2 separate regions of the Homo sapiens genome follow, and region 1 is linked to region 2. Evidence: read pairs that join two places in POLR2A ChIA-PET (ENCODE). Cell type or tissue: PC-3. All regions are shown on one strand. Each heading gives the region's core, and the rest is flanking DNA. Links, peaks and the distances in the headings are about the cores only. Region 1 has its middle 13 kb from the start of C1orf202. Region 2 has its middle 14 kb from the start of COX20.

The links. ChIA-PET counts read pairs that join two places held together with the same protein. Peaks named below come from ENCODE experiments on the same cell type or tissue, not always from the same donor. Only the 100,000 strongest peaks of a DNase experiment are listed, where the experiment ranks them.
Region 1: POLR2A ChIA-PET joins it to region 2 with 17 read pairs; 8 of 35 experiments call an interaction of 5 or more read pairs at or near these places.

Annotation. Positions count from the first base shown.
Region 1 is chr1:244,739,577-244,747,913 of GRCh38, forward strand. No RefSeq gene overlaps it. Among named protein-coding and RNA genes, the nearest start is that of C1orf202, 13 kb to the left of the region's middle. In PC-3, for the core only: no CTCF peak of the experiment used is centred there; a DNase peak (open chromatin) is centred at 665; H3K4me3 peaks cover 819 bases; H3K27ac peaks cover 1,053 bases.
Region 2 is chr1:244,817,489-244,825,825 of GRCh38, forward strand. No RefSeq gene overlaps it. Among named protein-coding and RNA genes, the nearest start is that of COX20, 14 kb to the right of the region's middle. In PC-3, for the core only: no CTCF peak of the experiment used is centred there; a DNase peak (open chromatin) is centred at 3,793.

The DNA of each region.
Region 1 (8,337 bases), core at 128-8,127, 78 kb before region 2:
GCTATCATTTTTTAGACAAAGACAAAAAGTCCCTCCTGCTTTTTTCCTCTTTTGGATCTTCTTTCTGGGAATTTTCTTAGTTGACTGAAACCCCTTTTTAAATGTGTTTGATTCCTCTGTTTGCTTCCTACCTTGTTGGCATAATTTCTGCTGAAAAAAGTGTAAAATTTGTTGGCCTTTTAGAAAGCTTAGAATCTCCCCAAATTGCCTCTTTTAACACTTGTTCTTCTATTTTCTTCCACTTGAAACCAGCACTGCAAAATTATAACTGAGACAGTGAAAGAAATCTAGCTTTGCCAACTCCATCTCGCTTCTGACCTCCAAACTGTCCTTGTTCATTCCTGGGTGTAGACGGAACTAACTTTGGAGGAACTTAGTTTGTAGTTTAACTTTGAAACAAAGACAATAACAGCCCTTTCCCAGAACAAACTCCCTTCTTGCCTGGGGACTAGACTGCCTTTGTAGGACTAACAAATTAGCCAAAAGATTAGAAATTATAGTTTAGGAGTCATGCAGCTAGAGGCCGCAAGATTTTGAACCTCCCCAAATTGTTCCTGGAGATAACATCACTATTATGAAACCTAAGATCAGTGCTTGAGGTATTTTGCAGATCCTGCATTTATGACTCACCTGGCACCACCCAGTTTAATAAACTGGCTCATCTGAGCTTGTGTCCCCCAACCAGAAACTGACTCAATGCAAGATTCAACTCCGTATGATTTCATCTCCGGCCCAACCAGGCAGCACTCCCGACTCACTGCCCGCCTCCGCCCACCAAATTATCCTTAAAAACTCTGATCCCCGAATTCTCAGGGAGACTGATTTGAGTAATAATAAAACTCCAGGCCGGGCGCCGTGGCTTACGCCTGTAATCCCAGCACTATGGGAGGCCAAGGCGGGCAGATCACCTGACGTCGGGAGTTCGAGACTAACCTGACCAACATAGAGAAACCCCGTCTCTACTAAAAATACAAAATTAGCTGGGCGTGGTGGCGCATGCCTATAATCCCAGCTACTCCGGGGCCGAGGCAGGAGAATCACTTGAACCCGGGAGGTGGAGATTGCGATGAGCTGAGATCGCACCACTGCACTCCAGCCTGGGCAACAAGAGCGAAACTCTGTCTCAAAAACAAAAAAACAAACAACAACAACAACAACAAAAGGTACTTCCCTTTCCCCTTTATTATTATTATTATTATTATTATTATTATTATTATTATTTTTGAGATGGAGTTTGACTCTTGTTGCCCAGGCTGGAGTGCAGTGGCGCAATCTTGGTTCACTGCAACTTCCGCCTCCCGGGTTCAAGCAATTCTGCTTCAGCCTCCCGAGTAGAGTAGCTGGGATTACAGGTGCCCGCCACCGCACCCGGCTAATGTTTTGTTTTTTTTTTAATTTCTTTCTTTCTTTTTTTTCTTTCTTTCTTTTTTTTTTTTTTTTTGTATTTTTAGTAGAGATGGGAGTTTCACAATGTTGGCCAGGGTAGTCTCGAACTCCTGGCCTCAGGTGATCCAAAGTGCTGGGATTACAGGAGTGAGCCACTGTCCCCAGTGGTAAATTCTTATCTTAAGGTGGAATGCCAATATAAGAAAGGAAGTGTAGGACAAAGCTGAAGGTTTCCAAGTTGTTGAAGGTTTATGAAAGATTAATCTCATGAAAAGAATTTTGTATGGCTGGGCGCAGTGGCTCACGCCTGTAATCCCAGCACTTTGGGAGGCCAAGGCGGGTGAATCACCTGAGGTCAGGAGTTTGAGACCAGCCTGACCAACATGGTGAAATCCCGTCTCTACTAAAAACACAAAAATTACCCTGGCGTGGTGGCGCACGCCTGTAGTCCTAGCTACTCAGAAGGCTGAGGCAGGAGAATTGCTTGAACCCGGGAGGCAGAAGTTGCAGTGAGCCAAGATTGCACTACTGCACTTCAGCCTGGGTGACAGATCTAGACTCTGTCTAAAAAAAAAAAAAAAAAAAAAAAAAGGTTTACGGAAATCTTATCCTGTGTGGTCAATGCTGACTGAGATTAGATGAATTAATTTGTTTATTAGGTTTTATTAACATTAGCTTTAGGGTTGAACTCGGTAGCTCACACCTGTAATTCCAGCACTTTGGGAGGCCAAGATGGGAGGCTCCCTTGAGCCCAGGAGTTTGAGACCAGCCTGGGCAACATAGTGAGCCCTTGTCTCTACTAAAAATAAAAAAATAAAAAAAATTAGCCAAGCATGGTGATGCACAACTATGTCCCAGCTGCTCCAAAGGCTGATGATATTGGAGGATCACCTGAGCCTAGGAGGTCACGGCTTCAGTGAGCCAAATTCATGCCACTGCACTCCAGCCTGGGCCACAGAGTGAGACCCTTTCTCAAAAAAATAATTAGCTTTAGCATGAATAATATACTGACACAAAGATAGAATTTGGTTTTCTCTTTGAACATGATTTTCATATGGTATTAATAAGAGACAGGCCGGTGCGGTTGCGCACGCCTGTAATCCCAGCATTTTGGGAGGCTGAGGCACACAGATCACTTGAAGTTAGGAGTTCGAGACCAGCCTGGCCAACTTGGTGAGACCCTGTCTCTATTAAAAATACAAAAATTAGCCAGGCATGGTGGTGGGCGCCTGTAATTTCAGCTACTTGGGAGGCTGAGGCAGGAGGAGAATCACTTGAACCTGGGAGGTGGGGTTGCAGTGAGCCAAGATCCTGCCACTGCACTCCAGCATGGGTGACAGAGAGAGACTCTATCTCAAAAAAAAAAAAAAAAAAAAAAAAAAACAGAGAGAGAGAAAATAGGCCGGGCATGGGGCTCACACCTGTAATCCCAGCACTTTGGGAGGCCGAGGCAGGTGGATCACCTGAGGTCAGGAGTTCGAGACCTGCCTGGCCAACATGGCAAAACCCCCGTCTCTACTAAAAATATAAAAAGTAGCCAGGAGTGGTGGCATGTGCCTATAATCCTGGCTACTCGGGAGGCTGAGGCAGGAGAATCTCTTGAACCTGGGAGGTGGAGTTTGCAGTGGGCCGAGATCATGCCACTGAACTCCAGCCTGGGGGACAGAGTGAGACTCTGTCTCAAAAAAAAAGGGGGGGGTTGGCAATAAAAGATTTTTGTTCATCTTTTGAGTAAATTGCCAAAAAAAAAAAAAAGGAGGGAAAGACAGATTCTAGTAGTCTTATGCTATCTTTATTAGGTTTTTGTTGTTGCTGTTTAAATCAACAATTTTTATTGTTGTTTTAAATAAACATTGATTGATTTTTTTAATTAAATTTTTTTTATCTCCATAGGTTATTGGGGAACAGATGGTATTTGGTTACATGAGTAAGTTCTTTAGTGGTGATTTGTGAGATCTTGATGCACGCATACCCAAGCAGCATACACATAACCCAATTTGTACACGCATACCCAAGCAGCATACACATAACCCAATTTGTACACGCATACCCAAGCAGCATACACATAACCCAATTTGTAGTCCTTTATCCCTCACCCCCTTCCCATCCTGTCCCCCAGGTCTTTTGATTGTTTGGAAAACTGAGTCTCCTCTCTATCAAAAAACAAAGGTTTTTGCTTTCTGAAATCTTTGAATTATCACTTGGGCTAAATGACCTACTATTATTTTACAGTGACTTATGATTTTTTTTTTTAGACTGGAGTGCAGTGGCACGGTCTCGACTCACTGCAACCTCCGTCTCCCGGGTTCAAGTGATTCTTGTGCCTCAGTCTCCCAAGTAGCTGGGATTCCAGGCAAGTGCCACCATGCCCAGCTAATTTTTGTGTTTTTTTAACTGGAGATGGAGTTTCAACATGTTGGCCAGGCTGGTCTCAAACTCCTGACCGCAAGTGATCCACCCGCCTCAGCCTCCCAAAGTGCTAGGATTACACGCGTGAGCCACCGCACCCAGCCCTATGATTCTATTTTGATCAAGTATTTTTAATCTTAAATATTTGACATGCTTTCCAAATCAAATTTCAAATTCTAAAATCAAGTCTTTTGCAAATGGAGGCCCTGGAAGGCTAAGAGGTACATGTTAGGCTATTTGTTATGTTAAAATCATACAGAAAACATTGTCAAATAAAAAATGGTGTTCAACTTTCTTTGAGTTATATTTGTATGAATACATTATTAATATGTGTCCCAAAATTATATGAGATTCCTAAAATTCTGATATGTCTTGATATTGTCAGACATAATTATGGTTAATTTTTTTTTTTTTTTTTGAGATGGAGTTTTGCTCTTGTTGCCCAGGCTGGAGTGTAGTGGTGTGGTCTCGGTTCACTGCAACCTCTGCCTCCTGAGTTCAAGTGATTCTCCTGCCTCAGTCTCCCAAGTAGCTGGGATTACAGGCGCCCGCCACCATGCCCAGCTAAGTTTTGTATTTTTAGTACAGACGGGGTTTCACCATGTTGGCCACGCTGGTCTCGAACTCCTGACATCAGGTGATCTGCCCACCTTGGCCTCCCAAAGTGCTGGGATTATAGGCATGAGCCTGTAAAATAATAGTAGGTCATTTAGCCCAAGTGATAATTCAGTTTAGGCACCTGGCCTAAATTGTTGTATGTCATAGAAATAACCACATTCCTTGTCAATTGCATCTTTAACCATGACTTCTCTGTCTTTTGTCAACCACAAACAATTATTATTTTACTTTGATTCGTCTTAAAAAGCAGTTTACATTCATTAAAAGGGCCCTGACAAGTACTCTTGGATATGGTGTGTGTGTTTTTTTTTTTTGTACACGGAGTCTCGCTCTGTCACCAGGCTGGAGTGCAGTGACACGATCTTGGCTCACTGCAGCCTCTGCCTCCCGGGTTCAAGCGATTCTCCTGCCTCAGCCTCCTGAGTAGCTGGGACTACAGGCACGCACTACCATGCTTGGCTAATTTTTGTATTTTTAGTGGAGACAGGGTTTCTCCATGTTGGCTAGGATGGTCTTGATCTCTTGACCTTGTGATCTGCCTGTCTCGGCCTCCCAAAGTGCTGGCATTACAGGCGTGAGCCACTGCACCCGGCCGGATATGGGTTTCTGATAACTTTGGAGATCATATCATTGGACTAAGTAAAAACTTTTAGAACTCTGATAAACTGATGCATTCATGAAGATTGCTAACCCAACATCAAGCAGAACAAGAATTCATTGCATGGGACTGACCTGATAGAGGACTGGAATGATTTTTGTGACTTTTTGTTAGAAACATTGCTGAATCTTTTTATATTTGTTTCCTAGAGTCAATAAAACTTTTTTCTTTTGAGCTCCTTATAACTTATAGCAATTAGGTAAAATATAACTTTAGGAACAAAATTGAAACAATTGTCTTTCTCTCTACCTCATTTCTCTAAACTTTGGAAACTATGAGTATTGTATTTTATGGCAATCTAGTTATTTGTAGAAATTCAATAAGAATCTGTTTTATGTAACAGGACCCAGTCAAGACACTAGGTATTTTACCAAGGCCTTCACTCTCATAGCATATTTTCAGATATCTTGAGACTGCTTTGAGGAACTGAGATTTTGACTTTACAAAGTCAATTAAAATCTCCTTCGAAAAAGTGGCCTGGTACCTTGTGTACACAGTTCCCTTTGAAGGTTTCTGATCTTGCAGTAAGTAAAGAATGTTACTTTCTGGCCTGGTGCAGTGACTCATGCTTGTAATCCCAGCACTTTGGGAGGCTGAGGCAGGCAGATCACTTGAAGTCAGGAGTTCGAGACCAGCCTGGCCAACATGGCAAAACCCTGTCTCTACTAAAAATACAAAAATTAGCCGGGCGTGGTAGCACATGCCTGTGATGCCAGCTACTCAGAAGGCTGAGGCACGAGAATTGCTTGAACCTAGGAGGTGGAGGTTGCAGTGAGCTAAGATTACACCACTGCACTCCAGCCTGGGTAACAGACCAAGACTCTGTCTCAAAAAAAAAAAAAAAAAAGTCACTTTCTGATGGACCCAAAAACATCAAGATGTTTTGGAGACCCTGAGAAGAGAGGAACTCACCCATTTTGCACAGGTATTACAGGTACAGTCTAATAGTGAATCCTTGGCTTGGCTTCTTAGCCTTGAGGCTTTTAAGAGTCTGGTTTGAAATTCCTTATGAAAGGTTCAGCGAAGCCGACCTAAAGGAGTCTATATGGCTGATCACTATTCTTGTACTTTATGCAAATAATCAGCCCAAATATAATACTAACACTTATTTGCAAGTACATCAGTCCTAGTAAGATTTATTTTGGGAAAAACGGGGACTGCAGGAAGGGAAAAGTTATGTTTCAGAAGAAAACCATAGTACACCTGTTATTCTATTCTAACCCTGCCTATTGTTAGGAGTTTTTATTATTTTCCTACAATTTGGACTGAGTCTCCAAATGAATAGGTTTTTTTACTATGTATTTCTCGTTGTTTTACTTCTTCTGAGAAAACCAAAAGCATGAAATTCTGAAGACTAGAGATGATTCAACAAGCAACATCAGTTGTATAAATTAGAGGCTTGACTGAGAACTATCTCGGAATAAGCCTTCCCAGGGCCGAGTTATGAAGGATGTCTATCACTCTCACCTGAGCAGAGATCGGTCACCGACACTTTCATGGGAAGCTTTTTGATCAACAGTGGGGAAATGAGAAAAGAAAAGTAGCTCAGAGCAGTCTGAGCTATGTCAGGTATGCAGGCCCACCAAGACGTGAGTACGGACCAGTCCTGCTGCCCACACATCCACGCCTAGCGGTAGTTGTTTAAAGCCATTTTGTTCCTAACTAGCTGCTTTACCCTTTATCTTCATGTTCCTGGAATTTGTGATACAAAGAACAAGGTATAATCAATCAATAGTTTATGTTGTTTTAATGTCAATTCTTGAGAAACAACTCAGAAACTGCCTCTTCTTTGTCTTTAAAAGTCCACTTGTAACCGCTACTCATCAGACTGTATATTCAGGGCAACTTGAATCTATGCTGCCCAGCTGCCACCCCCAAGTTTGGCCCAAACAATCTCTCTACTTCTGTTAATTTTGCCTCAGCTTCTTCCTTTTAGGTCACCATGCCAAAGAGGCATATTTTGGGGTGGCATATTCTGGTCTGCACAATCATCCGGGCAGGAGTGTGTTCAGTTTCCACCACCTCTGATCACACCCGAACTGTCTTTCGCTTGTCCCCTCACCTTGGCATGACTGCATAGGAGCTGGTCCTTCCCCTACCCCATTCATTGCCCTTTAAGAATTGCTGTATGTGGACCGGGTGCGGTGGCTCATGCCTGTAATCCCAGCACTTTGGGAAGCTGAGGCGGGCAGATCACCTGAGGTCGGGAGTTTGAGACCAGCCTGACCAACATGCAGAAACCCCGTCTCTACTAAAAATACAAAATTAGCCGGGCGTGGTGGCACATGCCTGTAATCCCAGCTACTAGGGAGGCTGAGGCAGGAGAATCGCTTGAACCTGGGAGGCAGAGTTTGTGGTGAGCCAAGATCGCACCATTGCACTCCAGCCTGGGCAACAAGAGTGAGACTCCGTCTAAAAAGAAAAATTAAAAAAGAATTGCTGTATGTTTTATTTGCTCCTTCTCTCTTCTCCACTGGGTGCTTCCTCCTTGTATGTAGGCTGTCAACGCTTCCAGCCTCCTGTGGTATAAGGCACAAGGCAAGGCCTACAGACAGACTCAGAGGGTAGAAACAACAAGCCATAACTCAGGTTATTACTTACGTAGATGGTGAAAGGAAAAGTAGGCAAAGATGCTAGCTCCCCATCACCCTCGCACCAGGCAATGCTGAAGCAAAAGGGGTCAGGTGACTGCAGTGCCAGTGTTGGGACATGCTGTCACTGAAGAGCTACTGCCATGCGGCCACTAGTTTACCACCTGCAACTGTGCCCGACATGAGGGAGGGCAAGGGAGGAAGGCCCATACATCACCAGAACCTGTTGAACTAAAAGGAAAGGGCTGAGGCATAAAATAGAACGTAAAGAGGTTACATGAGCCGAAGTGAGGAGAGCAGCCCAGGACACACTTCCAGGCTGCCTTGGGGAGTGCACCATTAGGCCTTTGTTACAAGCAGGCCTTTATGTTGTTGTTGTTTTGAGACAGAGTCTCACTCTGTTGCCCTGGCTGGAATGCAGCAGCACAATCTCTGCTCACTGCAACCTCCATCTCCCGGGTTCAGTTCAAGTGATTATCATGCCTCAGCCTCCCAAGTAGCTGGGATTACAGGCGCACGCCACCATGCCCGGCTAATTTTTGTATTTTTAGTAGAGATGGGGTTTCACCACGTGGACCAAGTTGGTCTGGAACTCCTGACCTCAAGAGATCTGGCCGCCATGGGCTTCCAAAGTGCTGGGATTACAGGGATGAGCCACCGTGCACAGCCTAAATT
Region 2 (8,337 bases), core at 152-8,151:
AGGAGAACCGCTTGAATTCAGGAGATGGAGGTTGCAGTGAGCCGAGATCACGCCGCTGCACTCCAGCCTGGGCGACAGAGTGGGATTCCGTCTCAAAACAAACAAACAAACAAAAACTTTGCTGCAGGTCCCTGAAAAAAACTGGATGAGGTTCCCTTCTTGTCTTGTATGTCCTTGGGAGCTCGACCTTGTAACCATGTGGCTGTGCTTTCTCTTTCCACAGTGGCAGCCTGGGTTCAGGGTCCAATTCCTGGCTTGAGGAATGAGTCCTTTATCTTCTGTCTGTCTGCGTATTTATGTGTGTCGTGTGTGTGACGTTTACATATAAAAGAGCTTGGGTTGATTGGCTTAAAAACAAGTGCTTAAATCAAATATTTTGACAGAAAAGTATAAAGTATAATGCCTTTTAGTTCATGTGACTTAAGTAATCTTTGGGAAACAGTTTTAAAGATTATTGGTAAAATAAAAATATCTTCAAAAATGTAAATATTTGGTCTAACTTATGCAGGTCAGATGTTTGCTAAATGCTTTGAGGTTATAAACTGCTTCTTTGACTTTTGGAAATTGTTCAGTTTACCTACCTTGCTGTGTATGAACATATTGGCTAAAGTTGGGTATTATTCAGTTTTTGCATAAATTAAACATTGGAAAAAAACACAACAGGTTTTTCCTGAAGCAAAAATCTGCTTATGATCTGCTCTTTAACAAAAATTGTAAAGGGTTATAAAAAGTTTATGAGAATCTTACCTTAGGGTCAAACATTAAAATTGGGTAAATGTGTCTATAGGGTTTTATTAAGAATTGGGTTTGGCTGGGTGCAGTGAATCACGCCTGTAATCCCAACACTTTGAGAAGCCAAGGCGGGAGGATCACTTGAGGTCAGGAGTTCAAGACCAGCCTGGCCAACATGGTGAAACCCCATCTCTACTAAAAATACAAAAAATTAGCTGGGCACGGTGGCACGTGCCTGTAATCCCAGTTACTCGGGAGGCTGAGGCAAGAGAAACGCTTGAACCTAGGAGGTGGAGGTTGCAGTGAGCCAAGATTGCACCACTGCACTCCAGCCTGGGCAACAGAGCCAGACTCTGTCTCAAAAAGGGGAAAAAAAAAGAATTGGGTTTAACATTAATAGTACACTAATGTAAAGGTGAAATTCGGCTTATTTGGTACAAAACTCATACAGGAAACATTGTCAAATATGAAACGGTGTTTGCTTTTCTTTGGGCTGTATTTGTATAAATGTGTTATTGGCATATGTTCCAAAATAATAGGAAATTCCTATAATTCTGATATGACTTAGTATATGTTATTAATAATTATAATTGTTACAGAAAATCATTGTATGCCACAGAGGTAACCAAAAAACCAAAGTCTTATCTAAGATTTCTTCTATGGAACAGAGTTCCATCAAAGCCAATTTAAAAACAGCTTATGTGGGCCAGGCGTGGTGGCTCACGCCTGTAATCCCAGCACTTTGGGAGGCCGAGGCAGGCAGATCTTAAGGTCAGGAGATCGAGACCATCCTGGCAAACACAGTGAAACCCCATCTGTACTAAAAATACAATAAAATTAGCCAGACGTGGTGGCGGGCGCCTGTAGTCCCAGCTACTTGGGAGGCTGAGGCGGGAGAATGGCGTCAACCCGGGAGGCAAAGCTTGCAGTGAGCTGAGATAGCACCACTGCACTCCAGCCAGGGCGACAGAGCGAGACTCCATCTCAAAAAAAAAGCAAAAAAAAAAAGCTTATGTGAAAAATAGTTATTCTTGCTGCACTTTATACAAATAATCAGGCCAAAGAAAAACATCCTTTGTCAATCATGTTTTTGACTGTGGCTGTCCTAAGACATTTTGCCATCCACAGACAATTGTTGTCTTAATACTCTTTAAAAGGTGGTTTATAATCAACTAGAGAACTCTAACAGGTATTCTTAAATGCAGGTTTCTGATAACTTTGGAAATTGTGATATTAAAATAGAGGAAAAAACTTTCAGAACTCTCACAGAGAACTGGAATGTCCGTGAATATCAAACACAGCAGGAGATAACTGCAGCAGCTCAAGTCAGTAATTCTGAAGTCATCTTTTTGACTTTGCTTAAAATATTATTGATCCTTTGTTTTGCTTTTCAGAGTCAAGAAAACTTTTCTTTTGAGCTATTTGCATTTTTTTCTTTTTTTTTTGAGACGGAGTCTTGCTCTGTCGCCCCAGCTGGAGTGCAGTGGCGTGATCTCGGCTCACTGCAAACTCCACCTCCCGGGGTTCACACCATTCTCCTGCCTCAGCCTCCCGAGTAGCTGGGACTACAGGCACCCACCACCATGCCTGGCTAATTTTTTGTATTTTTAGTAGAGACGGGGTTTCACTGTGTTAGCCAGGATGGTCTCGATCTCCTGACCTCGTGATCTGCCCACCTCGGCCTCCCAAAGTGCTGGGATTACAGGTGTGAGCCACCGCGTCTGGCCTGCATTTTTTAACAATTGAGTAAAATATACTCCTATGAACAAACTTTGGAGCATATTTGTTTCTCTGTACCTGCTTTCTCCAGAATTTGCAAACTAGAGAGTATTCTTAACTTATGGCAATATAGTTATTTGCCTAATTGCAACAATAATTTTTCTTTTGTAACCGGACACAAGTGGAAAAGCTGGTTATTTTACCAAGGCTTTAACCGGAATGGTGTGTTTTTCCTTTAAGGAATTAAACTTGACTTACAGAGCCAATAAAAGCCCCTTGGGAAAACAGGCCTCATACCTTGCCCACACAGTCCCTGTACAGGGTTTCTGACCCATGGGAAGTAAAGAATGTCACTTTCCAACAGGCCCAGGAGCCCCAAGTTATCTGGGATCCCAAGATGGGAGGAATGTACTCATCCCACAGGTATTTGAGGATACAAACCCATGGCAGGGCTCGGCTCTGAAAAAGTCTTATCTAAGATTCCTTCTGTGGAACAGAGTTCCATCAAAGCCAATTTAAAAACACCTTTTGTGAAAAATAATTATTCTTGCTGCATTTTATACAAATAATCAGACCAAATACAATAAAGTAAATCGGCCTTACCATGATTTGTATTTAGTAAAAATGAGAAACTGGAGAGAGAAAAATTATATTTCAAGAACTATAATACACCTGTTATTAGATTCTAGTCTCATGAGTTGTTTTTAAGTTTGTTTCTGTAATTTAGGCTAACCCTGCTTATTCCTGTGAACCAACCAGTGATCTCTGGCTGCAGCTCAAAAAAAAAAAAAAAGGGATGGGTAATGTAAAAATCTGGATCAGTATTCTAATTCTGGGCATGCATTGGAATTGCTAACAACCCCGTATCAGCTTAGTTCCAACAGTTGCCCAGTTGATGGGAAGCCTTCTAATTTAGTTTACTTGGAATAATTTTACTTATTTTGCTTTACTCTTGTGGAATATATTGTTGTTGTACTCTTTGTGTAAAAATGAGGATAAGTTTACTCAACGTTTTCTTAAATTTAACACTTATGATATCACCTTCTGTCGGAATTCAAGAGTTATGAATGGCCCTCACCATATGGATGCTTTCTGACTGAGCTCCTCTCTACCCTGAATGCAAAAGACCCAGTAGTTGGGCAGTAATATAATTGCCCCTATTCAGCCTGAAGAAGTTGCAGAAGATGGATCTTTGTCCCTCTGCAACTCTTAGGATTAAGGATTCTCTTATAAAAGGGAGGGGGGAAATGTCAGAGGCATTTGAACCAGAGCAATTCCCTCTTGAGTAGGGGCTGGGTAAAGTAAGACTGAAATGTACTGGGCTACATTCCCAGGTAGTTAGGCATCCTGAGTCACAGGATGAAATAGGAGGTCAGCACAAGATACAGCTGATAAAGACCTTGCTGATAAAACAGGTTGCAGTAAAGGAGCCGGCCAAATCCTACCAAAACCAAGATAGTGATGAAAGTGACCTCTGGTTTTCCTCACTGCTACACTCCCACCAGCACCATGACAGTTTACAAATGCCATGGCGACGTCAGGAAGTTACCCTATATAGTCTAAAAAGGAGAGGCATGAATAATCCACCCCTTGTTTAGCATATCATCAAGAAATAACCATAAAAATGGGCGACCCGCAACCCTCGGGCGGCTCTGTCTGTGGAGTAGCCATTCTTTATTCCTCTACTTTCCTAATAAACTTGCTTTCACTTTACTCTATGGACTCGCCCTGAATTACTTCTTGCCCAAGATCCAAGAACCCTCTCTTGGGGTCTGGATTGGGACCCCTTTCCAGTAACAGTGGGAGAATCTCTTGAACCCAGGAGGCAGAGGTTGCAGTGAGCCGAGATCGCACCACTGCACTCCAGCCTGGGCAACAGAGCAAGACTCTGTCTTAAAAAATAAAAATAAATAAAATTAATTAAGGGGCTGAGCGTGGTGGCTCATGTCTGTAATCCCAGCACTTTGGGAGGCCAAGGCAGGCGGATCATTTGAGGTCAGGAGTTTGAGACCAGCCTGGCCAACATGGTGAAACCCCATCTCTACTAAAAATATAAAAATGAGCCAGGCGTGGTGGTGGGTGCCTGTAATACCAGCAACCTGGGAGTCTGAGACAAAAGAATCGCCTGAACCTGGGAGGTGGAGACTGCAGTGAGCCGAGATCATGCCACTGCACTCTAGCCTGGGCGACAGAGCGAGACTCCGTCTCAAAAAACAAACAAACAGGCCAGGTGCGGTGGCTGACACCTGTAATTCCAACACTTTGGGAGGTCGAGGCGGGTGGATCATGAGGTCAAGAGATCGAGACCACCCTGGCCAACGTGGTGAAACCCTGTCTCTACTAAATATACAAAAATTAGCTGTGCATGGTGGCGGGCGCCCATAATCCCAGCTACTTGGGAGGCTGAGGCAGGAGAATCGCTTGAACTCAGGAGGCGGAGGTTGCAGTGAGCTGAGATCACACCACTGCACTCCAGCCTGGTGACAGAGTGAGACTCTGTCTAAAAAACAAAAACAAAAACAAAAACAACCAACTAACCAAACAAAATCCAAATAAGTTTGCACAGAAGTTCAATGGCTCCCTAACTGTATGCTATTATTTTTAACTTTTTTCTCCTTTTGTCTTTCCTTTTTTCAAATTTAATTAGCTGATATTGCTGCCCATGAAACAGTTCTCAGGGTTAGGACTTAACATCTTGTGCCTTTGAAAATTCGCCTTCAAATACAAACACGATTTTCCCATTCTAAATGCAAAACAGAAGTTCCACAAAGGATTGCTGGAAAGAAAGCGTCCACTTAGGGCCAGGCGCGGTGGCTCACGCCTGTAATCCCAGCACTTTGGGAGGCCAAGGAGGTTGGATCACCTGAGGTCAGAAGTTCAAGACCAGCCTGGTCAACATGGTGAAGCCCGTCTCTACTAAATATACACAAATTAGCCAGGTGTGGTAGCGGGCGCCTGTAATCCCAGCTACTCGGGAGGCTGAGCCAGGAGAATCACTTGAGCCCGGAGGCAGAGGTTGCAGTGAGCCGAGATCACGCCACTGCGCTGCAGCCTGGGTGATACAGCGAGACTCTTTCTCAAATGAAAAGAAACAAACAAACAAAAAACAGTCTGATATCCATACTAATTGCATAATTGCGTAACCTTAAGCAAATCTCTTAACATCTTTGATTCAACGTTACACTGTGAGGGAGAGACACTAATACCTCCTTTTATAGAGGAGGAAATTGAGGTCCAGTGACTGGCTCAAGGTGGCAGAGCTGGAGAGAGTTGAGGTGCAACTGTGGGTTCAAGGTGCTGGCAAGAGGTCCCCCAGCCCCCAGCCCCTCCGTGTCACTCACTACCTGCCATCTCAAACAGTGGTATAAAGCCCAGTAAAATGTGCATGTTTTTATATGCATGTACAACCCAAATGTAAATGTATATTGGTTTAGGTGGGAAAAAATAATTCTAAAATTTGCAAAAGGAGTTATGTCAAAGTCCTTAAATATTGATACGTTAAAAAGTTAGTAAGTATTCTGGGCTGGGTGAGGTGTCTCAGCCTGTAATCCCAGCACTTTGGAGGCCAAGGCGGGCAGATCACCTGAGGTCAGGAGTTTGAGACCAGCCTGGCCAACATAGTGAAACCCCATCTCTACTAAAAATACAAAAATTATCTGGGTGGGTGTGGTGGTGCACGCCTGTAATCCCAGCTACTCGGGAGGCTGAGGTGGGAGGATCGCTTGAGCCCAGGAGGTGGAGATTGCAGTGAGCCGAGATCACACCACAGCACTCCAGCCTGGGCAACAGAGCGAGACACTGCCTCAAAAAAAAAAAAAAAAAAGGGTAATAAGTATCCCTTCATCAGTGCTTAATAAATGTATTAGGAATATGAGTAATTTCTATGCACTTCAAGATAACTAATCTCAAATTCATATGGATATATTTCAGAAAAGATTGACTCTAAGGACCCTCATACAGCCATGGAATGTACCGCTTTTTTTTTTTTTTTTTTGGAGACAGGGTCTTTCTGTCAGAGACAACTGAAATTTTAAAATAATAATAATAATAAAGAACTGGGAATTGGGGAGATGATGATGATAATGATGAGGAGCAGAGGCTTGCCCAGCTTGGGTCTCCAGGGACACAGCAACAAGAATGAGCCCAGAACTCTGCATATTCTATTTCTTGTCCTCATTTTCAGAGATGTATTATAATCTCAGTTTTGCAGATATGAAACCTAAGGCCAGCCAAGATATAGCTTTAATATGCATTTAAAGAAAATAATGGCTCAAAAACAAGGTGCAATGCTTTCATTCTATGATCAGCAATGTAGATGGAACTGACATGTATATACAAAGCATTATCTTTAATAAAATTGTATCAATGGTTTTTTCTTTTGTTTTGTTTGTTTTTGAGATGGAGTCTCGCTCTGTCACCCAGGCTGGAATGCACTGGCATGATCTTGGCTTACTACAGCGTCCGCCTCTCAGGTTCAAGCAATTCTCCTGCCTCAGGCTCCCAAGTAGCTGGGATTACAAGTGCCCACCACCATGCCCGGCTAATTTTTGTATTTTTAGCGGAGACAGGGTTTTACCATGTTGGCCAGGCCAGTCTTGAACTCCTGACCTCCAGTGATCCACCAGCCTCAGCCTTCCAAAGTGCTGGGATTACAGGTGTGAGCCACCGTGCCCGGCCTCAGTGTTCTTCTTATACTTAAAAAAAATTCATCTCAAGGGGCTTTAAGAAGCAACTTAATCCCCACTGAAACAAACAAGAGTTCCTTGAAGAAATGGCCAGGGAATGTTCAAGGAAAGGATGTGGGCTTCAAAAAGAATAACCATAATTAATTGAAACCCATTAAATAAATATTTCATATAAAGATACATGTATATGAAAAGGGAGGCGGGAGTGCTTCACAGACGAATGCTAGCTAATAAATGGATTGACAGAATAAGGTCAACATTTGCTAACTCCAGTGTAATCGCTGATTCCGTCAAGGATACTCACAAAGTGCTAAAACCATTAGGTGAACAGATTTTTGGTAACAGGATATTTGCATGGGTTTTTAATTGAAAGCGAGAAGCGTATCTTTACAATGGCAAGTTCTGGCAGTCTCCATCTTAACCCAGTGATCAAAGTTAGCGTCGCTAATGGTAGCACAATCTGACGTATGTGCCTTCCAATGTGATAAAATTTGAAATCCACATCGTCTAGAAGTATTTTTGCCCAAAATGTTTAACCTAAATTGAATCAGGCTCCTAGACCAGCACATGTCAATACAAATATATGTAAGCCACTTATGTAATTCAAAATTTTCTGGTAACTGCATTTGGAAAGTAAAAACAAAAGAGAAAAGCCCGGGGTGAAATTAGTTTAAAAACATACTTTAGCTAACCCAGTATATCCGAAATATTACGATTTTAACATGTAATCCATATTTTAAAATTAATATTTTATATTCTTTTTTGTACTGAGTCATGTATTTTCAGCATGTGTTTTTACACTTTAAGTACATTTCAATTCAGATGCTAAATCTTCATTGGAAATACTTGATCTGTATTTAGATTTCATAAAATTTGCAATTGAAAAACTAGCTCCAAGTTGTTCCACACATACATTTTTCCTATCACTGAATTGAGTATCAGTTTTTCAGTTTAAATTCAACTTAACAAAGATGAAATGAAATTTAAATTCAGTTCCTCAGCTGTATTCACCACATTGCAAGGGCTCCAGAGCTACATGAGGCTTGTGGCTATGATACTGGATTAGGCAGCCCTAGACTGAACTTCCAGTTTAGAGGAAAGAAAGGGATAGTAGACAGACAAGTTAAATGACACCAAGAGACAATCCAGAATGTGGGACATTTTACAAAACAATCGCCTTAGACTTCCTAAAAAATCAATG